Linked DNA regions of Mus musculus: all the other regions are linked to region 1. A link is a loop called in an ENCODE intact Hi-C map of the cell type or tissue named here. Cell type or tissue: heart. All regions are shown on one strand. Region 1 has its middle 30 kb from the start of Timm8a2. Region 2 overlaps Tm9sf2 (transmembrane 9 superfamily member 2). Region 3 overlaps Pcca (propionyl-Coenzyme A carboxylase, alpha polypeptide).

What was found. Hi-C counts contacts between places; a loop is a spot of excess contacts. Peaks named below come from ENCODE experiments on the same cell type or tissue, not always from the same donor. Only the 100,000 strongest peaks of a DNase experiment are listed, where the experiment ranks them.
Region 2: it touches region 1 in a loop (5-fold over the local background); 17 of 42 quality-filtered maps call a loop at or near these places.
Region 3: a loop joins it to region 1, with 9 times the contacts of the local background. A loop is called at or near these places in 7 of 42 quality-filtered maps.

Annotation. Positions count from the first base shown.
Region 1 is chr14:122,060,248-122,068,247 of GRCm38, forward strand. No RefSeq gene overlaps it. Among named protein-coding and RNA genes, the nearest start is that of Timm8a2, 30 kb to the left of the region's middle. In heart, a CTCF peak has its summit at 648 (motif pointing left); DNase peaks (open chromatin) are centred at 644 and 4,474; H3K27me3 peaks cover 5,929 bases.
Region 2 is chr14:122,127,362-122,135,361 of GRCm38, forward strand. It overlaps Tm9sf2 (transmembrane 9 superfamily member 2), which reads left to right. Exons shown (of 17, transcript NM_080556.3): 4 at 5,919-6,046. Among named protein-coding and RNA genes, the nearest start is that of Tm9sf2, 24 kb to the left of the region's middle. In heart, a CTCF peak has its summit at 3,235 (motif pointing left); no DNase peak of the experiment used is centred here.
Region 3 is chr14:122,873,158-122,881,157 of GRCm38, forward strand. It overlaps Pcca (propionyl-Coenzyme A carboxylase, alpha polypeptide), which reads left to right. Exons shown (of 24, transcript NM_144844.2): 22 at 3,607-3,747. Among named protein-coding and RNA genes, the nearest start is that of Gm46488, 34 kb to the right of the region's middle. In heart, a CTCF peak has its summit at 3,224 (motif pointing left); a DNase peak (open chromatin) is centred at 3,224; H3K27me3 peaks cover 228 bases.

The sequences.
Region 1 (8,000 bases):
AGTGCTTGCTGACAGGAGGCTGATACAGCTGTCTCCTGAGAGGCTCTGCCAGATCCTGACCAATACAGTTGCGGAGGCTCACAGCCAGCCATTGGACTGAGCACAGGGACCCCAATGGAGGAGTTAGGAGAAGGACTGAAAGAGCTGAAGGGGCCTTGTCTGGCATCAATGGGAGAGGAGGCCCTTGGTTCTATGAAGACTTGATACTCCAGTGTAGAGGAATGCTAGGGCAGGGAGGTGGGAGTGGGTAGGTGGCGGGGGGGGGGGGGGGGGGGAGCACCCTCATAGAAGCAGGGTAAGGGGGATGGAATAGGGGGGTTTGCAGAGAGGAAACCAGGAAAGAGGATAACATTTGAAATGTAAATAAATAAAATAAAATAACACAATAAAACAAAAAAGAATATGAACATAAAAAAAGAATATACTTAAATGTGCAAGCACACACACAAACACACACCCCAGACTTCCCTAACAGCCTAGCAAACACGCAGTTAGCAGCTAATATTGCCACAGATAAAGTCTGGCCTTTAGAACCTGAAGTGGAGATCCAGGATACACCCTGAGGCACCCAGGCATGCAACTTTAGACTGCCCCCAAGGGGAAGTACCAGATTGGCTTTCTCAATACTTTGGGTTCATCCTATGCCCCCTGGTGGCAGAAACAGAGCATGGCGGGCACACTGTGAGAAGGCAGCAGATTCTCCTTGGTTAGCCGTATTTTTAGTGTAATTGGTTGACTATTGTAGTTGTGATGGTAATGTAATATCAGCTTGTAGCCTGGCAGTGTGCTGGGGAAGTCTTCTATAAGCCTCCTTTCACAAATCAGTTACAACAGGCTGAGCAGCTAAGACAACTTTCTGTATTGTAAATGACTAGGATTTGGTTGCAAGCACCCAGCCAGCAGTTCATAACCATCTGTAACTACAGTTCAGAGGATCCAAGGCCTGTTTTGGGGCCCTCACACCTATGTCTATACAGTACACATATGTGTGCTACACACCGGTACTGCACACACTTGACACATGCAGACAAAACACTCATATACATAAAATAAAAAATAAATTTATTTTTTTTTCAAGACAGGGTTTCTCTGTGTAACCTTGGCACTCTTGGAACCCTGTAGACCAGGTGGGCCTCAAACGCAGAGATCTGCCAATGTCTGCCTCCTGAGTGCTTAGGTCAAAGGCACGTGCCGCCGCCACCCAGCTAAAATAAATTTAAAATCTTAAAAAAAAATACTCTAAGAACTTCATTGGATGAATTTCCATATATAGACTAGAAAGCTGTTTCTCAGGATGAGTCACACAGCTTAGGAAACAGGCCAGAACTTCACTACAGGGCTAATCCCTTGCTCTTAGCCACTGACCCCACGAGGCAACAACAACAGTATTTCTCTAAAGCGAGCTCTGTGTGGATTCTTTGCAAAGAAAATTATTTTTAGTTAATGAAGTCTACTGGGGTATAGCTTAATGGTACAGTACTTCACTGGCTCAACTTAGAGCAGTGGAATGAAAAGGATCCTCCATTTGAGAGACTGAAGTAGTGACACAGTAGAGATGGTGACCTTTGACAGCCCAGGGCAGACCCTGCAGAAGCCCAGGGCTCCCATGGAGAAAGCCAGTCCAGGGACACACTGGGGCTCCCACAGAGAGAGCCAACTGAGGGCACACTGCTCTCTCAGCTGCCCAGGCTAGTCTTGAACTTACTCTGTACCCTAGGCGGGCACTGAATTTGTGATCCTCCTGCCTCAGCTTCCTGAGTAGCTGAGAGTACAGACCTGAGCCACCAGACCTGGCCATTTTCTTAGATCACCACCAAAAAATAAACAGAACTAAACTGTCAGGAAATGCCTCCTGACAAGACACCACGTTCATTCATCACTGGGATATCACAGCCGGGATCACAGCTGATCCAAACACTTCAAATAGACTGCAGGATCTGTCTGGTCCATAACATGAGTGAAGGACTTTGGCAGCATTGCAACTGCAAGAATCCAGTGACATATGAAGCTGGGGATTCAGGCAAAGACATCCTGGGCTATGTGCCTGCCATGTAGCCACCACCAGAGAAACTCTTACACATCAAAAATAAGTTAGTAAAGATCACCCAGAGCTGAGCACAGTGGTGGTAGAATAACATCCCTTTAATCCCAGCACTCAGGAGGCAGAAGCAGGTGGTTTTGATTTGAGGACAGCCTGGCCTACAGAACAAGTCCTAGGCCAGTCAGTGGTACACAGTGAGATCCTGTCTCTAAAAGTCAATCCCCGCCTCCACCAGGGGTGGGGGAAGTGTTAGTGCTGGAGAGAGAGATAGGTCAGCACTTAAGAGCCCTTTGCTGTTCACCCAGGGGTCCTGAGCACCATTCTCCATATTGGTACAGCAGTTCACGACTACCCATGACTCTAGTTCCTGGGATCCGATGCCCTCTCCTGCCCTCTGTTGGCACCAGTCATGCATACGATGCGCCCATGTACACACAGCCAAAAGTCATACACATAAAACAAAAAAGTAAAAAAAAAATTTTTTTTTAATTCTTCAGGCTGGACAGGTGGCTCAGTGAGTAAGTAAGGTTCACTTGCCATCCAAAATTGAAATTCAAATCTCAAACACCTACGTCAAAAGTAAAGCACTGTGGTGTGTGCCTCTTGAGAAGTTGTTGTGATAAAAATTCTGACCCAACCCAACCTGGAGAGGAAAAGGTTTATTTCATCTTGCACTTTATAGTCACTGAGTAGGGCCGGAACCTAGAAGCACGAACTGAAGAAATGCTGCTCTCTGGCTCCCTCCTCATGACGGGCTCAGCCTGCTTTCGTAGACATCTCTGGACTGCCTGCTGAAGGTGGCACTGTCCACTGTGGACTGGGCCTTCCGACATCAATCACTACTCAAGAAAATGCCTAGGGTTGCCTATGGGCCAGTATTGTGGAAGCATTTTCCCACCGAGGTTCTCTTCTTCATATGACCCTAGCTTATGTTACAATGGCCAAGGTGGCTCTGTGTGTGTGTACTTAATAAAATAGTGCAACTTTTAAGCTATGTATCAAACATCTTTCTGGGGTTTTATTTCATCTTATTCTGTTCCTGACATCTGATATTTGTCTTGATGGTTCTCATTCTCCCAACATCCTAGACCCAAACCAAGTTCTACAAGCCTCAGTACAAGATACTCTTCCTATCTAAATGTCTCTGCTTTGCCTTGATCTCTGGAATGCTAGAAGCCTGGGGTTGATCGCACAAAGCACCATGCTACCTGACAATGCTGTCTGGATCCTGCTCAGCAGCGAGGGCATCCTCTCTGATCACAGCAGGACACAGTGACCACAGTGAATGCTTATTGCCTTGAAATAGCTGTTCCCTGGGTACCGTTCAGGATGTCCCGTGTCATAATGAAAGCTATATAGACAAGTCCATGAAGACAGAAGCAAAGATGGAGTAGTCTAGCCATGAGCCATGGAAATCCCAGGCTCACCGGAAGCTGGATGAAACAGGAGCCCTGGAGAGAGCATGGTCCTGACTACACCTAGAGTTTAGAACTTCATCTCCCAGGCGAGCAGGAGCATGAAAATCTCACTTTAAGCCACCCTGTTTGTGGTGTATTGTTATTGGCAGCTGTGAGAACTTCCTCAACACATCCTCTACTGCTTTTCCGCTGGCAAAAACCACAGGTGTTTACATACAGATTGCCATTGCTATAGAGATCTGAACATTTCTCCTTTTTTATGTTTAATGTCTCATAACTTTGAAATTATAATTTACTAATTGTTTAATAAGTTATTAAATCACAAACACGTTTATTCTGCACTCCAGTGCTAGTGTCTCTGTATTTCCATACAGTAATTCATCCACTCTTTGCTTTACTTTAGGCATTTACAAACATTATTCCAAGGAAATGTCCCGCTGGCTTTACCAGAACTCTATCCACACACAGTACAGTTCTCACCTCAAAGGGAATAAGAAGTAGTTAATTCTGAAGGCAAAATGCATGACTAAGGCCTGTGAAGATGGATTCAAGTTGCCCCAAATACTGTTCATACATGGCATGTTCTTATAAGTACAGGAAAAACCCCTAAAGCTCTTCCAAATCCATTGGTGGAGGCATGTTTACCTGTGTTACAGCAAAATGGGGACATGTCTGCTGTGGGTCTCACCATGCTGAAGGGAGCGCTGCATGCTCTGTCACATTCTCAACCTTAGGGACAATGTAGGCTTGTGGTCTGTTCATGCATCCCAAAGGCTACACTGGAAGGTCACAAGAGTGTTATGTCAGACAGATCTGCAATGAGTAGCAACTACAGGGGCCAAAGCTAGCCCAAGATAACTTTGCAACATTTCATCTCCTCACAGTCATGAGGTTCTGACCAAGTCCTTAGTCTGCTTGCAGAAGGTTTAACAGAAGTGTGGCCTTTTGGGAGGGGGACCCTTACAAAACCCCAAGGGGCCCACCCACTTCAGCCTGGGCTTCAGTACCACATCTGATCAGAAGAGGGCACCAGAGGACCTGTGCAAAGACTGGTACTTCAACCTCTTCTACTGCGTTTCACTCAGGCACAGATACAGAAACGTCCTCTCTCAATTCAGGTTACTCTTAGAATGCACTGTGATCAAAATGTGGAATCATCTTCAAGCCTGCTATCCTGTTTACTTGTTGAACTAAATATTTCCTACCATTTTCCCCAGTGATCGCATGAGCATTTGGTACTGAAGTTGTTTTAAACCAAAATATCCTCTAGCTGGAGCTACCTGTAATTTCTAAGTTCTGTAGAACAGTGGGCAGTGTGCAGATACACAAAGAACAGAGCTGGGGCAGTGGTTCCGTGGGTAAAGTGCTTGCTGCCCAAGCCATGTGCAGTGAGTGCCTGGTGCCTGGACCCCAGCACTGGAGGAGGGAAAAGACTGATCCCAGGGCCTCACCTGCCAGTGTAGCTGAAGCAGTGAGCTCCAGGTTCAGTGAGAGACCCCGGGTCAGGAAGTACAGTGGAGAGCGACAGAGGACAGTTGGCGTCTAGTGAATCCCAAGCAAGTGTATCTGAAAACACACACACTCACACACACACACACACACACACACACACACACACACGAGTAAGAATAGCCTAGAGTTGGGGTGCAGTAGCTCAGTAGTTGGGCATGTGCTTAATGTAGGCTTTTAGGATTTGATGTTCAGCACTGATTCCACCATGTGACATGCTGGGATCCAAACCCAGGTTGTGGTGGTCTGAGTGAAAATGACTTCAACAGGCCCTTAGGGAGTGGCGCTTTTAGAAGGTGTAGCTGTGTTGGAAGAAGTGTGTCACTGGGGGTGATCTTTGCAGTTTCAAATACTCAAGCCAGTCCCGGTGTCACTGTTTTCCTGCTGGGTGCAGACCCAGATGTAGGACTCTCAGCTCCAGTCCAGCACCATGTCTACCTGTGTGCCACCATGACAATAAAGGACTAACCCTCTGTACTGTGAGCCAGCTCCAATGAAATGTTCCCTTATAAGAGTCGTCATGGTTGCGATCGGAGAGATGGCTCAGCCATTAAAAGCACTGACTGCTCTTCCAGAGGTCCTGAGTTCAATTCCCGGTACCCACATGGTGACTCATGACCATCTATAAAGGAATCGGATGCCTTCTTCTGGTGTGCATGCAGCAGAACACTCACACATTAATTAAAAAATAAACTTAAAAAAGTTGCAAGAGGTTTAAAAAAAGAAGAAATTAAGAGCTGCTGTGGTCACATTGTTTCTTCACACAAGCAGAAACCTTAACTAGACCACAGGTCTTCTGCAAGAGCAGCCGGTACGCCTAACCACTGAGCCATCTTTTCACCCTATTAACAAAACATTTAAAGAGAATCATCCTGTGGCTTATAAATTATTGTGCTCCAGTTCCTTCCACAAGGATGTGCAGCCATGGCTCCTGGGTAGGAAATACCTGCCTTGTCGATCATCTGCATCCTTTCATAATTAGGCAGAATGAAGGTCTGGACTTGGCCAGGCTTACTGCCCTTGGTGACATGCCTAGTTCATGTGTCGTTAACAGGGGACAGAGAGCAATCCAGCCCTCAGCATAAAACACATGCCTGTGGTCTTCCATGGAAGCGAGGGGACAGGATGTTTATACACTGTTAGTTACAGTTTGGAACTTAGTCCTCGGGCAAGGGGAGCATGGCATCTTGATAGTGGCACTGTTGGGGGAGGGGTTCTAGAAACTTCCTGAGGTGGAGTTTAGCTGGGGGGAGTAGGTCTCTAGAGGAGGGTTCTTGACTAGTTTCTTGTCTCTAACCACTTCCTATTCCTCTTATATACGGTCTCAGGTAAAGTTAAGCAACCCTCTTCTACCACAAGAGTCTGTACAGACCAAGCTCTTTGAAACTGTAAATGAAAAATCTTCCCTTTTGCCTTTAAGTTGTTTATGTCAGCATTTCAACACACACAAAGCATACTCACACACTGACCTCTGTCACACATGGGTTGAAGTTGTCCATCCCCTCTCCCTCACCTGTGTTCATGGCCAGTGAGAAGCACAGAAAAAGAAGACAATATTCCGGCAGTTAAAACTTGGCTGGTGTGGCCTGTTGTGGGTGGCCAGTGGCCTTGTTTAGCTCAGGGGGAAGAAATGGTCCTGACTAGAGGGAGCACTCACAGTGTGGCACAGGGTGGGACAAGCGAGCAGTAACAAACGCGTGCCACTAGGAGATGATCAGAGCACAGAGCCGTGGAGAGGCCATTGAGAGATGTGACCAATCCCTCAGTTCCAAATGTCTGGTGAAGAACAATCTGTAGAGAGCGAAAGCCAGTTTGTGGTAGCATGGATCCTGGCTGGGGGAGAATGGGACCTGCCAGTGGGCAGAGGGATCCTCACAAGCTGGGTGGTGCGGTGATGGTTGCAGGCGTCTAGCTATAACAGAAACAAAAATCACTAAGCTTGAAGAGACTGTGTGTCTTCTTGCTTAAATGTGTACCCTGAGAAAGGCTCAGGACTACTTGGGTCTCAATTACCCATCTGTAGACACCAGCTGACTAAAGACTTTCAATAGGCTCAAATCTGTGATCAAATAGTCTTTAATGGTGGGAGTCTCCACAACATGTTGGAGGCCCCAGAGATATCTCCAGAGATTGGATTCTGATATTTAGGGGCCCCAGGACACGCCCCCCCCCAGGAGTCAGGAAGAATGTACTGACTGGAGAGGACTCCTAGGGGTTAACACACTCTGAGATGTTTCAGGGCCTTAGAAAAATCTGCCCTCTGCCAAGTGCTCCATAGGTACCTGCCTATGCCAACCCAAATTTGAAAGTCATCTTGTCTGCACACTTCTGGAGGTCACTCCTGTCTGTAGAAGGCACCATCTAGTTAGGACACACAGGAGAGGTCAGATTCAACCACAGGGTCCAGTTGAGATGTCACTGAGACCCTGGGATGGTTAGGTGAATGAGTGTGTGGTGGCTGCCCATGATTTGCCGTGTCACAGGTATTGCCTGCTTGTAAGCTTGTCCCTGTCACTTTAAGTTAGTTTGTCGTGTGTGATGGGAGGGATTTTGAGTTGCCAAGCCCCCTTTGAAACGTATGTGAGAGGTACGTATCTTAGAGGATGATGATCGTGGTGTCTGTTTTTTTCACCAGGAAAACTCCTGCACCCTTTGTGAAGACCCATATGGTCTTCGTCTGAAATAGGATGTCTGCCTGAAGAATCGATCCTTAGACTCCCAGGTGGTTAAGGCTGTATGGAATGTGACCAGCTCTTCTTGTCACCCCGACCAGTTCCCCTTTGCTACTCACTGGCTAACCCTTATCCTTCATCCACCCCCATCGCTGGAAGTTAGGGTCCCAGTCAGAACATTTGGAGAAACCAAAAGTACCACCAGTTCCTCATTCTCTGACCGAGGAGATGTAAAATCCCCCTTGTTATGTCCAGACCTTTGGTGAGGAGAACAATGGCTTCCCTTTGGTTCTGGCCTGAAAGGGTCAGAGCAGTTAATTGGGGGAAAGTTCAGGGGCCGTCCCTCCTGAAAGGGAGGAA
Region 2 (8,000 bases), 67 kb after region 1:
ATTAAGACATTTATAATTATAACACATCACTGTATAAATAGTTTAGTGGTGTGGAAGACTATAAAACGAAAAGTAAGTCTCTCTTCTCCCTTAGTTCTACTTGTTTCTTTTTAGCATTTTCTGAAGATTTGTACACACATACAAGTTGTTATAAATACTATTAGATTGTTACTTATTTAGTGTATTAATATATTTATATATAATGTACACACATTTATTTTAATGTGTTCTGTACTTTGCATTATTCCTTCTCTGCTTCCTTGGGCATCTGACCCTACTAGAACTTTTCCTGTGATGGCATTCGACCCCCATGTATTCCTCAGCTCACTGCTGCCTCTCCTGGCTTCCCATTCTTCTTTCTGTGGCTTAGACTCTACCCTTAGCAATCTGGCCTTCTTTTCACCAGGCACTTTCTTCTTCTTGGCACTTTGTTATGTGGAGCATCCACCCAGCTAATCCCTGGGTCTGCATTGGTCCCAGTACCATCTCACTCCCCTCCATGCAGAACCCGTTCTGTGAAGCCTCAGGGGCAGGAAGATATAAACACTGCATACATTTATCCACTACGGTGTTGTTTTTTTTAATGATTTATTTGTTTTTATTTTAAGTGTATGGGTGTTTTTGCTTGCATATATGTCTGTACCATGTTTGTGCAGTGGCTATGGGGGCAGGAAAATGGCATTGGGCTCTCTGGAACTGGCTACAGATGGTTGTGAGATGCCATGTGGATGCTGAGCACCAAACCTGGGTCCTCTGGACGAGCAGCCAGTGCTCCCAACTGAGCCATCTCTGCAACCCCTACAGATTCATTTTAAGTCATAACTCTGTCTTCAAATAATCTAATCTGCAATTCTCTGCTCTAAAAAAACAACAGTTTTAAATTATTTTGAAAGACAGTTGAAGACCTTTCGAAATGAAGTTACTGGGGAAGAATTCAGTGTGTCTTTATGGGGAGCATCAAGCAATAATTCTTTGTTATGAATTTGAGAGATTATTTTGATACTGCATTCATTTGTAGTGGATGCTGTTGTCAGGCATATCTATGAAATTAGACAGACAACTTAAATATTAACGTGTCTGTTTACTTAGTGCTGGCCTTTAGGAAGTGGAAAGAGCCTGGTGGATGTGGCTCAGGCCTTTAATCCCAGCAGAGGCAGGCAAACAGGCAGATCTCTGCTTCAGGGTCTTACACTGCCAGAGACAGACAGCCTTTGGTACAATAGTAAACTGGAAAACCAAACCAAAACAAATAAAGCAAAACAGAACAAACAGTTGCTATCTGTAGAAGGAGCCAATTCTTGACATTTCTAAATGTTCGTAGGACCCTTGCTTGGGTCCTGGGAATCCTAGATTTAATCTCTTGCCCTGGGAGCTGAGGTAAAGTAGAGCAGAAGTATTCTTAAATAGAGAAAGGTGTGCACCCAACATTTTTCACATTCTACAGAAACTTAGGGTCAAGATCTGTGTTAAACAGAACATAGTGACACATATGTCTGTGGAGATGCTAAGGGCAGGCCCAGGTTATCCTGGCTACCTAGCAAGATCCTGTCCTCCAAACCAAAAAGTGTTAAGTTCTTCGATTCCCAATTTAAAGAGATTCTTGAAGACTACAGCATATGAAAGCATGGTATTGGGCCATCAATGAGAGTTTTCTTTCTAAACCAGCCATAAATGATTTTTCAAATTTATGGGTCATGTTATTTTGGAATGCGACTTTGATTAGAAAACCTGAACTTATTTTAAAAGATGAGCTATAACCTACCCACCCTCTTTTTTGTTTTTCGTTTTTCTTTTTTCTTTTGCTTTTTCGAGACAGGGTTTCTCTGTGTAGCCCTGGCTGTCCTGCAACTCACTCTATATAGACCAGGCTGGCTTCGAACTCAGAAATTCACCTGCCTCTGCCTCCCAAGTGCTGGGATTAAAGGCGTGCGCCGCCACACCAGGCGTTTTTCATTTTTCAAGACAGAGTTTCTCTGTGTAGCCCTGGCCATTTTGGAATTCACTTCTTTAGGTGAGTTTGGAGCTCACCCAGGCTGGTCTTGAGCTCAGAGATTCACTACATCTGCCTCCCAAGTGCCAGAGTTAAAGGTGTGCACCACCACTGCCTGGTTAGACAATATACTTTAATTCATTTTGACCCTCCTGTGCTTTATTTTCAGATATTTTTACCCTACTTAAGTGTGTAGTGAAGCAGTAGTGATAACCAGCAGCAGAGGGCGGTCCCCATCTAAAGGCTGCTTGGTCACCTTTTTCTGGGACATTTGTTTAGGTCAGGAAAAGTACAGCTTAAGACAGTGTGTGGATCGTAAAACCCCATGTACCTGTAAACACTCACTGATGCATCCATTCACTGGGCTAACATTTGTGGGTTAGCTACTTGTGTATACCCCAGGCACTGTTACAGATGTAGAATATAACAGTGGACAGGACAAGAGAAATCCCTGGCCTTTGTGGCTCTTTGGTCTTGATGGCAAGGAGGAGACTGGAGAGAACTAAAGAATACAGTATGTCAGTTACTTGGGAAAGAACTTCCAAAACTAAAACAATGTGGACAGAGTGTTTGTCATTTTAGGTAAGACTTACTGAGAAGGTGACATTTGAATACAAGACCTTAAAAATAAGTGAGGGAGTAAGTCACTCAAGTGCCTCGGGAAGGTATTTTAGAGGCAGACAGAAGATGCCAGGTCCCCAGGTGTGGACTTGCCTGGGCTGTTGAAGGTACAGAGATAAAGGAGGACAGCCTGAGCAAGGAATGAGAGAGAGGGGCTGGTGAGAGATGAGGGCAAGAGTAACGGCTCTTACAGGAGGAGGCCCAGTTGAGTGGTAGAGCACTTGCAGCATGCTTGGGGCCCTTACCACCACAAGAAACAACAGTGACTCAAACTTTGGACCCTTCACAGCTGAGCAAGATTGGACATTGTTGCATCAGCTTGGCTCTTACATGGTCACTCACTATTGAGGCGTGTTGAGAACAGACTGAGGGGGTATAAAGAAAAACCCCAGTCAGGAGATTTCACAGCTGTCTGGATAGGGTTTGATGGTGGTTTAGACCATAGGGGGAGATTGTGACATAGTTGGACTTTTAGAATCAGCTTGTTTTTTTTTAAAGTAGAGCCGAAAGAATTAGCTAAGGAATAGGATATAGACTGGGGTTTTCATTTCCTACAGATAAAACAGAAATGAACAGGAGTGAACAGAAGAGTAAATTTGGGCATCTCATGCCCTCTTCTGGCTGTTGTAGTGCTTGCACACATGGACATACGATAAAATTAAAGATGTGTATTTTATAATATGGAGAGTGATACAAGACACCTCCTGCCCACCACATACGTGCAGATGGGCACACCTACACCTCTCTGCATGCATATACACCCCACAATATAATACAATTAAGTAAAATAGGGCAAAATTAAGCTTGAGTGTCACAAAAGAGGGTTGGTTCCTTTGCTAGCTAGTAACATTTTTAAATATTTATCAAAACTTAAGTACTGAGGGTTGGAAAGATAGCTCAGCAGTTAAAAGCACCCCTGTGCTTTCAGAGGACCCCGGGTTGAGTCCCAGCACCCACATGGCAGCTTACAGATATCTGTAACTCCAGTCCCAGAGGATCCAACACCGTCATCTGGCCTGTCTGAGCATGCATGTGGTATATGGACATACACATAAAAATAAAAAGTGACAATGATTTCAAATACGGAATTTCTAACTAAGCATAAGGAGAGAAGCTTTGTTTCTATAGCTCAACGCTTTGGGTCATATCCTGACGGGCATTTCTTAGTTTGTGTCTCTGATGCCTTGATTTTCTAATCTAACATGTGGAGAAGGCCAATCTTGCCCATTTATTGGGTGGAATACATGAGCCTTGACTGTTAACTGTTGCTCTGTAATCAGTTGTTACCTGGACTGGAGGAGGGTTCAGTTGGTAAAGTGCTTGCTCCATAAGCATAATGACCTGAACTCAGCCTCAGCACCCACATAGAAGCTGGGTACATTAGCACATGTACCCGTAGTCCAGCGGGGGAGCATGGAGACCCTGGAGCTGTGAGTCAGTGAGCTCCAGGTCCACTGACAACCTGTTTGAGAACTAAAATGGAGAGCGATAGAAGAGGATGTCTGACGTTGGCCCATGGGCTTCTTATGGTGTACACGTATAAGATGCACACGTGTAAGATGCCCGCTCTTTCTCCTTTGTTGTTTTTTTTTTTCCTTTACAGTTGAGTACAAAAGTTGAGACAGCTAAATCCAGTTCCCACCTATTAGATTGAGGTGTAAGATTTACTGTTGGATGCTGTTAGCAGAGATGATGTCTGTCTCTCCTTATCTAAGTTGGACATCTGTGCCTCTCATTCTGTCATATTAGTACTTTTGTGTTACTACTATTCAGTTTTTAAAAATGAACCTTAATGTTCAAAATAATGCTACAATGCTGTGTTTTAGATGGAGGTAGTGATGTGGTGAAAATTAAACTGTTGGCTGACAGATGGCAGCAGTGGGCTGCACGTAAACATTCACCTCAGCTAAGTTGGTGTAGGGGTGTTAATAACATACAGAAGCAGGCCACTAGCCAGCTGTTAGAACACACCTATAGGGACCCCAGCATTTGGGGGCCTACGTAGAAGAATCTGAATTTGAGGCCAAACTGCAGCATATTAAGAGAAATCAAAACTGACAAGTCAACTGGACTATTTAGAAAAACATAATTTTTTTGTTTTGTTTTTGGAGACAGGATTTCTCTGTGTAGTTTTGGCTATCCTGGAGTTTACTGTGTAGACCAGACTAGCCTTGAACTCAGAGATCCACCTGCCTCTGCCTCCTGAGTCCTGGGATTAAAGGCGTACGCCACCACTGCTCAGCAAAATGTGATTTTTACATTAGAAATTATTAGGTTTATTTATATAGTTGATATGTCTCAGCCTTCTGAAAATATGAAGATATTTATATGGGGGTATTTTTTGTTTTGTTTTGTTTTGTTTTTTTTTGTGCTGGATGTTGAACCAGAGCCTCATTCGTGCCCTCTCGCTCTGCAGTTTGCTTTACTCCTCACCCCTCAGCCCAATGAATCACAGTTTTATTTTTATTTTTTAAAGACTTATTTATATAATGTATGTGAGTACACTGTCGATCCCTTCAGACACACCAGAAGAGGTCATTGCATCCCATTGCATTGTGAGCCACCATGTAGTTGTTGGGAATTAAACTCAGGCCCTCTGGAAAGAGCAGACAGAGCCATCTCTCCAGTCAATGAGTTGCATTTTTAAAATTAAGACTTAAATGCTCCCAGTACATCATCATGAACCTATTATTAAAGTATGTGAGTGGTGTGTGTGTGAGTGGGGGGGGGGGGGAGGTTAAGTAATTCTGGACTCAAAATTGGAGGAACTTCTAATTTTTAAATTTGGTTACTAATTTTTAATTTTACCTTTTTTATATTTAGAATCCTGAGAATTAGCAGCCTTTTAAGCCTGAGTAAAGGGTCATGTTTGCTTTAATTTTAGATATTCAAATGTGGCATTGTGGTCACTTCTGAGTCTCCTAGGGAGACATAGGGGCACTTGATTGGTTCCTGTTTACTTGGACGATAGTGCAGAAATCTTGGGTTCTTGTTACTAGAAGCCAGCAGCTCCAGAAGTGTAGAAGGCACCTATGGGGAAATGTTCTGCCTTGTTCTTCTAGGTCACAGTTACATGTAGAGGATGAATAGATTGAAGTTAGCAGAATACAAAAAAAAAAAAATCCACTTAGATAAGAAAAATTGGAGACTTTATAGAGAAGCGAATTGAAGGTTCAGCTCCCTGAGTTAGCTGTGGTGCATTTTATGTTTATCACCAGGACTGGTAACTTAAACTGCTGTCTTAGGTAGAACCTGTATCTTTTTGCATAATTTTTATTAATGTACTTTCTACTTTCTTTTTATACAGTTTACGTTTAATAAGAAGGAAACCTGTAAGCTCGTTTGTACGAAAACATACAATACAGAGAAGGCTGAAGACAAACAAAAGTTAGACTTCCTGAAAAAAAGCATGCTACTGAACTATCAGCATCACTGGTGAGACAGAGGCTCGAGTTGGGGCTCTGACAATGAAATGTCTGTGTCGGTGTCTATAGAGATGAAATTGTAGGTTACATACAGTGTAACAAACTGTTCATGCCAGCGCAGTGTTAAAGCAGGTGACTGTCAGGTGCTTCTTGTACACAGACCTGCTGCTCTACTTCTCTGGCAGTTACCGTGGGGCACTTTATGGTGTGGGGAAGAGCATCTACAAATCAAATCTACTTCATGTTTTGTAACCATGGTGCAACATTAACCAGTTTCTTAGCAGTTTGTGTCGAGTATTGTTTAGACTCTGGGTCCTAGAGATAATGGAAGCAGAGACGAGGGTGTTTGGGGCTGTCTTGGTCACAGAATGTTGATTGGCATATGCAAGGCTCTTTGTTCTCTTCACACACTGCAGGTAGGAGAGAGAAGAGAGGCATTTATTCCTTGGTAGCTTCCATGCCGGAAGGTACCTAGAAATCTTTAGCTAATCTTCGCAGTTAGTCTAGGTCCTATTTTAAAGCTGAATAAGTTAATAAGAAAATCAATTTAAGGTAGTTTACAAACTTAGGAAGTATTCACTAGTGAAATTTACTAAGCAGTTTGTAAAGGCAGTTACAAACCAGTGACTGCTTTAAAAAGTCAACTGGAAAAGTGCTGTTAAATAATAGTTTTTACCATTGAATTGGGAATGTTTTATGATTTTAAGTCTGTATTATGAACAGGAATTTGCAACTTGTAATTCTAGGCTGTAGTCCGGGGCCCCAGGCCACTCTGGTTTTGGAGACACTGATTCTCAGTTGTGGGTTTACTGAAGCTGAGTTGACTGTATTTTTATTTCAGAAGGTTTATATACTACATAGCTTGACTTTAAGCAGAATTGGCAGAAATAAAATGTGTCCCTCAGAATTTGAAAGATCTTTAAAAGTACTGAATTCTTATGGAATCTTACTGTGCATTTAGTACCTTCCTTTGTACCAAGCTGCTTTAGGGAGGATAGGATTATTTTCTAAGTTATTAAGCTTGTGAAAAACCCTCAAGTGGTACAGAAAAATATTAAATAGCAAATAAGAGTTGTCTAGTGCTGTCAGCCATTTATTATGCCTGCCCTCTCCTGTGCAGCACTGTTTGTGATGCGTGTTTTCAGATTTCTGCATTTGTGTGAATGTGAAAGGGTAGGCATTGTTAGAAAATGCAAAAGCTGACACATTATTGTGTACTTGACTCTGTGTGCTTGTTTTGTTTAATGATACATTGGGCATTTTTCCAGGGCCTTTGAAGATCTATATTTTATTTGTTTTTATAGTTGTATGAATTTTATGATGTGAATGGTGATTTTTCTTTTCCTCAGATCATTGTAACCAATAAATTCTTCATCCTTATTTTAGAGAAAGGTTAATGGGATATAGTTTTCTTATTTGAGTTGAGTAATTTTTTTATTTTACTTGGGCCATTAAAAGTGGGTTAGGGATTTTGGGGGCTGACTTTACTCAAAGCTGGAGCAGCTCCATCATTCTAGCGCCTGTTTTTGATCCCCACACTGGTACCTGAACTCAGTTAAAGAGTCCTGTGCAGTCTGACCCTCTGCTTTCTACCTAGGACCCTGAGTCAGAGAGTAATACATGTGAACATACATGTGAACATACATGTGAACATGTGTTACTGGAGACTGGGTATAGGGTCTAGGTCATGCTGAGCAAGCTGTACTACTGAGTTCTTTATAATTTATTTTTTATTACGTATTTTCCTCAATTACATTTCCAATGCTATCCCAAAAGTCCCCCATACCCACCCACCCCCACTCCCCTACCCACCCACTCCCCCGTTTTGGCCCTGGCGTTCCCCTGTACTGGGGCATATAAAGTTTGTGTGTCCAATGGGCCTCTCTTTGCAGTGATGGCCGACTAGGCCATCTTTGATACATATGCAGCTAGAGTCAAGAGCTCCGGGGTACTGGTTAGTTCAT
Region 3 (8,000 bases), 810 kb after region 1:
CAACAGCTGACATAAAAAAATCAAATCAATTATGGAGCTCATAATTGGACCTGGACGAATGAGTTAGAAGGGAAATTGGAGCTCAGCCCTTCTCCAAGAGAAATCTCACAGGCTCTGAAACTGCAGCTGAAGGCTGTGTAAAGCAGACTGGACTTCATATTCAAAGGCCACACCCTTGAATCATGGAAACTCTGTGTATATGGCTTGAAAAATCACCTGTATATGTAGAGGCTTTGGAAAGGCATTCACAGACTTCAATCTCCATCAGGGGGCCTGCCTCGAGTACTAGACAAATAACAGAGCCCATCAGGTTGGAGCTGATCATACATGGATGGAGTGCTTCTCTGTCCAAAGCTGCTGACTGAGAATCGTGCATATAATCAATAGATTGAGGCATGTTCTCCCACAGGTGGGCAGCCCGCTTGCAGGATGTAGCAGTCAGCAGAGCATATCACTCTGGAAACCTCTCCTGTTCTACCCTGCACTCTCTCCCAAAGCCACAGTGGGTCCTATGCTGGTCCCACGGCCCTCCTCCTAACTGCCCGCTGTGTGCAGTGTTCTCATTGTATCTCCCATGTTTGCTGTTGATTCTTCTTTCTTTTCTTTAAATGTTTGGATGACATTTTCTCACTAGATATGTTTTTACATTATAGACAGCATAAAATGGATTTGTTTGGAGTCTTGGCTTGGGGGGCGATTTTACATAATTGGGTCAAATACCTTCTATGATTATCACATTTGGGTTAAGAAGCCATCTAAACTGCTCCCAGAGAGAGCCTGTTTTCTAATTTACCTGGTGAGGTGTTTTTTTTTTTTTTTTTTTTTTTAAACTTTCCATTCCCATGACAGTGGTTTGGAGACAGCTTCCTAAAACCAGTAGAGGGAAGTGGTTTTACTACTGAGTCCAGAGCTGACCTTTATGGACCTTTTCACCACCATACCCTGGTTCTTCTGGACCCACACGGAATGAAAAACTGTCCTCCTTCATGATTATACTTCTCTCTGTTAGCAGCCAGCCTTTTAAACATCAACACTGTGCTTTGCATGAACACAGACACACCCCTGAACTTACGTAGTTACAGTATCTGAAAACACTTAAGTGCCCATCATAGAAGTAGACTTGAGCTCTGCTATTGCTAGAAAGACCCTTTCCTGAATCCTCAGCTAGCTAACTGCACCTCTCCCCAAGAATCTAGAGAAAACAATGAGTCCCAGTTCAGATGCTAAGCTCTGTAAGTCCTAGTGCAGACTGCAGTGGCCCCCTTTTTGGAGAGCAGGCACTAGGAAACATCTATGGTTGTAACTAGGATGTCTTCTTGGATGGGCCCATGTGCGGCACCAACGAGGCCGGTTCAGACTTTTGACTCTACATACAAACTGCAGGGCCGACAAGAGGCTGTTTTAAGATGGCCTGTGATAATCAGGACAACATCAAAGGTATCCTTAAGAAGTGTAGCTTCTCTCTCTTCTTTTCCTAATCAGAAAGGTCACTTCTGAGTCAGCCATGTTCAACAAGACCTCTCCTGAGGCATCCACTCCTTGTTATTTTTCACTTGTGATTACAATAAGTCATTTATTCCTAAACAGATTTAAGAACAATAAACAAATACAAAAGGGAAAGGAACATCTCATCAATAACAAAGGCTGTGTCTGAAGCACTGAGTTTTGGACTCTTTTACATCTCTTTCCAAGCAAAGCAGGGGCCCTACAGAGAAAGGAATTTAGAAGATATGAAAGTTATAAAAATAGTAAGGGACCCAGTTTTTTGTCAGGATCTGGGCCTCTCAGGAGAAATGGTCTGAAGACAGCCTTAGCTTTGTTCACATTGAGGCTTAGTTGTGAGATAGCTGAAGTATTGGTTCTTAAGCCTATTTGCTGTGGTGAAAAGCTGTTAAATTGTATTCTCAGTATATACTTTTCCTAAATTCATATTTTGAAGTTAAAGAAAACCAGGGGGAAAATAGATCTGAATGCTACAGTGAAAACTAATCCCTGGGGCAGAATGCCAGCTGGTCACGTAGTAGTGACACCCTAGTGATGCTGCTAGAAATGAAACCCGCCTGATGCACACGTACCTCTAGTGCTGCTGGACTTACTGCCCGGTACACACGAGCCTCTAGTGCTGCCGGACTTTCTGTTCCAAGGGAGATAGAGCACAGATACTAAAACTGTGCAATTTGGCCCAATTATGTCCCCCCTTGGTTCCCAAGGATTTAATGAGGGCCTTGGAAGTACAATTCATGGGTGATGCGTAGTCCCTCTGCCCAGGGTGTCGTCAGACTGACAGCAGCCTGCTTTTCCCTTGTCATTTATGACTCAGATGAATTTTAATAGGAGCAAAAAGCTTTTATTTGTGCTGTAATTTCACTTAAGGATCATATCCTTCAGGAACTGGCAGACATTTCTATGTCTTGATTGCAAAACACACACTCAGGAGTAAAGAAACACCCAGAAGATGTTATTATTCAACCTGTCACAGTGTCGAAAATCTGCTTGGAACCTAGGCTATCAAAGCTCTTCTGTGGGGCCTCCCCCACCTGCTTTAAATAGGCCCTGTAAAGAGCCACTTGGAGAGTGCCACTGTCCCCAGGCAGAATCAAAGTGGGAATCAGATTCTGCCTCGGCCTCCCTGCCAGCATGATGCCCACAGGAGGCTTTGAGTTACAGCAGCTTTCCTCCAACAAAATGGAGCTGCCCAGTGGGTGCTGCTTCTGTCCTCCCCAGAGAGACCGGATCTGGTGGGAACCAGAAACCAATTCCCTACCTCAAAGCGTTTTATTTTCTGTTTGGGTAGAGCGAATCGTGGTTCATATATTTATCTGGGATGTTTCCTGTCCAGTAGGTATTGTCTGTATTAGAAATGTTAAGATTGACTTGTTGGCCATCCACCTTTGCTATGCCATGAAAACTGATGTGCCTGGCATTTTCCGTGTTTTACAAATCTTGGTGCTATCATATCTCGGCCCAAAAGATATTCTCATTACATCTTGTCTTTCTACTAGCTGGCTTGTCATATGAGAAAAGGCTACATGGTAATGTGCCTAAAAGGAAAAACATTTTGATGTGAATATAACATTTTATGTCACTGAGAAATATTTGAACGTTAAGGACTTTTCTCTTCTTTTCTCAAAATGAACACTGAAGCCTTTGTCTCTATTTAATAATCTACATGGTGTAGCTGCTTCAGAGGTGTGGGAGGCGTGCGACAGCAATCTGCTGCCATCTACTGGTATGCACTCGGTGTCACTGCCTTTTCCCTGAGGCTGAGGGACTCAAAGGATCTGGTTCCTCTGCTTTGCACTGCTCGATCTCTCACTCACTCGGCAGTGTTCCTCAAGCAAAATCCTTACTGTTTTCCTTTACAAAGTTCTGAGATGGTTTTCTTAAAGATCTGTGATACTTTTTTATATATCACTAATTAATCATGAGTAATTCCTTTAAAAAACCTGTCTCCGTTATGAATAATGTTATGTGGAGGGTTTTAGAATGTTTGACTTTAAAGGATATTATTGTAATTTTAGTTTAAAGCTAAAAGCAGATTTTGAATAAGTGCTGTTTTAGATGATATTCGTCATTTGACCTCTGTTGTGCTTTTTCTCTTTCAAGTACAAAGTGCACATTTTAACCAAGCTTGCTGCAGAGCTGAACAAATTCATGCTTGAAAAAGTGCCCAAGGACACCAGCAGCACTCTGTGCTCCCCGATGCCTGGAGTGGTGGTGGCCGTTTCTGTCAAGCCTGGAGACATGGTAAGAGTACTTCTGTGTGAGGGATATGCTGGGCTCAGACTTCCCCTACAGAACAATGGCACCGACAGGAGCACGCTCCCAGTGGCCTCTTCTAACCCACAGGACGCTCATGGTACAGGTGTGCATTCACTCTGTATACCTACTTCACATCTGAGTTGTGTGGGTGACAGTGCCTCCTCCCAACTTGTGTGTGTGTAGGGGTGGGGGTGTAGGGGCGTGGAATAGAAATGAGGACAGACATTCTCTTCTTTCTCAAATTTGTAAAATTTACATTTACTTTGCATTGTTCCTTATTCCCTGGCCCTCTAGATATGAAGCATGCTTGAGGAATTCATGCCAGAACATATTAACCCTGACAGGGGTTTCTAGTTGCAGGATTTCTGAACTAAATGTCTAACTGGGGAGGAAAATTAAGGAAGCCTTAATCCTATAATCTGTTCAAAATCAGCCCACTGTTGTAAGGTGGAAAGTGAAATTCATAACTGGAAGCTTTATTCTTGACTTTTTAATAGCAGAGCTATATTATATCCCTTATCTGCTCAGTCCCATAACTTGCTGTGGACAAATGTGTAGGATACATACATCTTTCTTTTTCTTTTTCTCTTTCTCTTTCTTTTTCTTCAATCAGCTGCTTAGAAGCAAAAGTAAAAAATGGTTGAAAATGCAACTGGGAGATTCCCAGAGGCCCTTAAGTACTTGTGGAACCACTTTCATGGGCTATGTGCTAATTCTACTGTGAATCTGACTGAAGCCACTGGACTTTGCCTAATTTTCTATAATCATTATGTTGAGATAGCACCTGATTTTTTTTTTTATTAATACAGATAGAGCATCATGTTAACACTTAGAAAAATCCATGGAGGGGACATTGGCTTCTAGAAAAATACAGAATAAGAATGATCAAGTTGGATTGTTCATTAGTTCCCAATTAACATTCAACTGGGAAACTGACTTAAAAATATCTTCCCCTGGTGATACAGGAGAGCTATCTACTTTTGTAGAAAACACAAAGGGCCAGGTAGTTCTGCCTAGCTGCTTTCACGGATGTTCCTGCAGACAGCAGTACCTGAGGTCAGCGGTAGGCGATGGTGGGAGAGGTGAGGTGTGAAAGTTAGAGGCTGACTTGTGCAGTGCTGCAGAGCTCCCAGGGTTTTCATACAGGATTGGGGGGTGGAAATGGGCTCTTCACTGGTTTTGGCATTAACAGGCACAAATGCACATTGTATTATCAGATATTATCAGAGCAGTCAGTGAAATCTTGTATCTAAATGTGCAGGCTAGTGAGCAGTGAAGTTTTTTTTTTTTTTCTTTTTCTTTTTCCTTTTTCGCTTTTTGTTGTTGTGGTTGTGGTTACCTCTACCCTCTGGGGTTTTCTTTCTTTCTTCTTGTTTGTTTGTTTTGTTTTTCTGGAAGCCACCCAGTCTATATACTGCCAGCCCCAGCTTGCCAGTTCTAATTGTGGCTATAATTAGAGCATCACATTTGTGCTTTTTTGTCCTCATAAGAGGGTATTTACCTTCAATCCTAGTTTTCTGACATCTAAGACCAAGATGGGCAGAAGGTGTGGGTCAGCTCTTGCCTGGGAGGCTGCCCCCATTTGCTCCATCCTAGCTCTATTTACCCACTTATGATTGCTTAACTGGTAAGCAAGGCAGTGCAAGTGCAGCCTTCTTACCTCTTAATAAATACAGTCTTCTGGCATTATTGTTGCCCTTCCTACTTTTCATTATGTGGTCAGCAAGTTTGCTTGGGAAAAGCCAGTGATCAACAAGAGCCTAAACCCAGTCTTGCTTGGCAGGGAGCTCTCAGATTAAAAGCACCCATTATCAATTCAGTGTGGGTATTGGAGAATGGCTGCAGAATGTGTACAGAGAACAGGGCCTGCTGTAAGTACTCCTGAAGCCAGAGTTCCTGGCTTCACACTCACCTTCTTTATGAACGCTGTGTGTCTGTGCATGTGGCTGGCTGGTCAGGTGCAACACACATCTTTTTATTCCTGGAAGAACTTCCTTTCATATTCTATGCTGCTGTACTGTGGGAAAACTGTTTTCTCTTGAATTACTAATATTTGTGAAGAGTGTCCTGAACCACAAATACTGAAGCTGGACACAGGGTGAGGGGTGTGCCAGCTCCTCCCAGAATCTCTGCTCGAAATCTGCAGTCACAAGGCAAGGACCTCTCCTTGGACTCACGGTAGAGAACTTAGTGAAGCTGTCAGAAGAAATGCTAACGCTGCTTGTAACTGCAGTTCTGCAGTTAAAATGGCTGAGGGCTGGTGGAGTGTGAGAGGTAAGGGAAGCTCCACTTTACCAGTGAAAGTTAACCATCCCTGTGTGTTCTCAGGAAACACAACTGAGGCCATGAAAGCACTCTTGGTTTTCTTTACAGTTTTGTTCACAGTTTAAATTCCCACAACCTGTAGCTTTGTACTGATCTTTTAAGAAAACTTGATACAGAATAATGGGTCTCCTTTGCATAAAATTCTAAGTAGCAAATCTCAGCTAAATGCCTTCATAGGGCTTGCTGTAGGAAGGTTTAAGAACTGCTTTATTTGAAACACTTCCCCTGCTCTAAACACTGGAATTGAAGTGTGTTATTCAAAATAAATGAAGTATTTATTCAAAATACTCCTTTAGGATACACACAGCAAGAGTTTCCAATGCTTCAACCTATTTTTTAATATTAGGGACAGCAGCAATCACTTTCTAAAAGATGGTAGAGTGGGGTCTTTAATGTATGTGGAAGGGATGCTAGAAAACACTAAGTTGCAAACAAATCACAAATTTAATTCAGGAGACAATTGATAGAACAGTTTTTCTAAGCCCTTTCTATTTGCCTTCTGGAAATACTTTTATAGTGATCATCTTCATACAAAAAAGTCAATTTTTCTATTGATATACTGCTAAGCATATACTATAATACTTCTTTCACAAAATGTTATGATTTGAGTTTTTTTTAATAAAAAAACTTCTATCTTTAACAAAAAATATTTAAAATAAATTCCTAGAGTATGTTGGCACCATACATGTGTCCTGTGGGTTAAAATTAGACTAAATAAAACATTTGTTGCAAGATTTTTCCTTTTGTCTTTAAACAATAAAATAAAGCTGTTATGAGCATATTTGTTTCCTTAGCCTTTTCATATAAGACATAAAACAATAAAAGCTCATAAAAAAGAGCCAACCCTAGATAAGACTTTTTTTTAAAGGTTAAGGTTCTTTCAAGCTATATAATGTGCTCATCTAATTTTTGTATGAGAAATAATTCCCCTCCTTGCTTTGGAAAATTAGGGAGATGCAACCCAGAAGGTTCTACATCTCTGTCTTATACATCAGTGACCACTGCTGCTTTCGTTGCTGGTTTCTTCCCCCCACCCCGACCTGTTCACATTTGCATGTCAGCTAATTTTAGTGGGCCCCAAGATGAGGCTGCTCCACCCGGTCCCTAGACTGGGAACTGGCAGTTGGGATTTGTGACCATTGCCTTTGTGGACAGTGCCTTAGGCAGGAAACGAAAGCAGCAATAAGAATGCCACCAGGCTTCACCACGGTCTTTTCTTCCTCGGTCTTTTCTTCCTCGTCTGTGCTTCTCTTAGGGAGAATTCCCAGGCAGGTGAGTGACCATGGTCCAAGAGACAAAAGATACAGGTGTCTGCTGCAGACCTTCAGTTGCTGCCTCCTGTTGTTATCAAAGCTCGTACAGTTGAGTCCGTAGCCAATCTGGGGAAGGCACACATGAACTTGGCAGATGTCTTTTTCACTGCTCTAAGAACCAGCTTTGAAACCTCGGAAGCATTTAGGCATGCTAAATGAAAGGGATAGGTTGGGCATTGGAGTACCTGTGTTCTGGTGCTTCCTGTAGCCCAACATTCATTTCTGCCTTTCTCTTGCAGAAGAGCCAGGCTGGCTGTTGGATAGATTTTCAATTTATGGATGCCCTGATTTACAATCAGAAAATGGTGGCAATAATTAATTTACATATTTTATAGCAGTGACTTTTTAAGCAGTTTGAGGAGACGCCAGTTTTGAACCCAAACTGCAAACTGAATTCTACAGGACAGAAACAGAATCATATACTCAGAAGCACTTTTAAGCTTCTAAGTCATGGAGAGCATAGAAAGTTAGGAGAATCATCTCCCAAGCACGTGTGTATTCTCTGCTCCCCTTAGCTACAATCGCTTTGGATTTTCCTGGCAGTAAAACATACACACCATGAAGCTGCCTAGTGACCCCTCTCCAATCTAATTCCTGTCT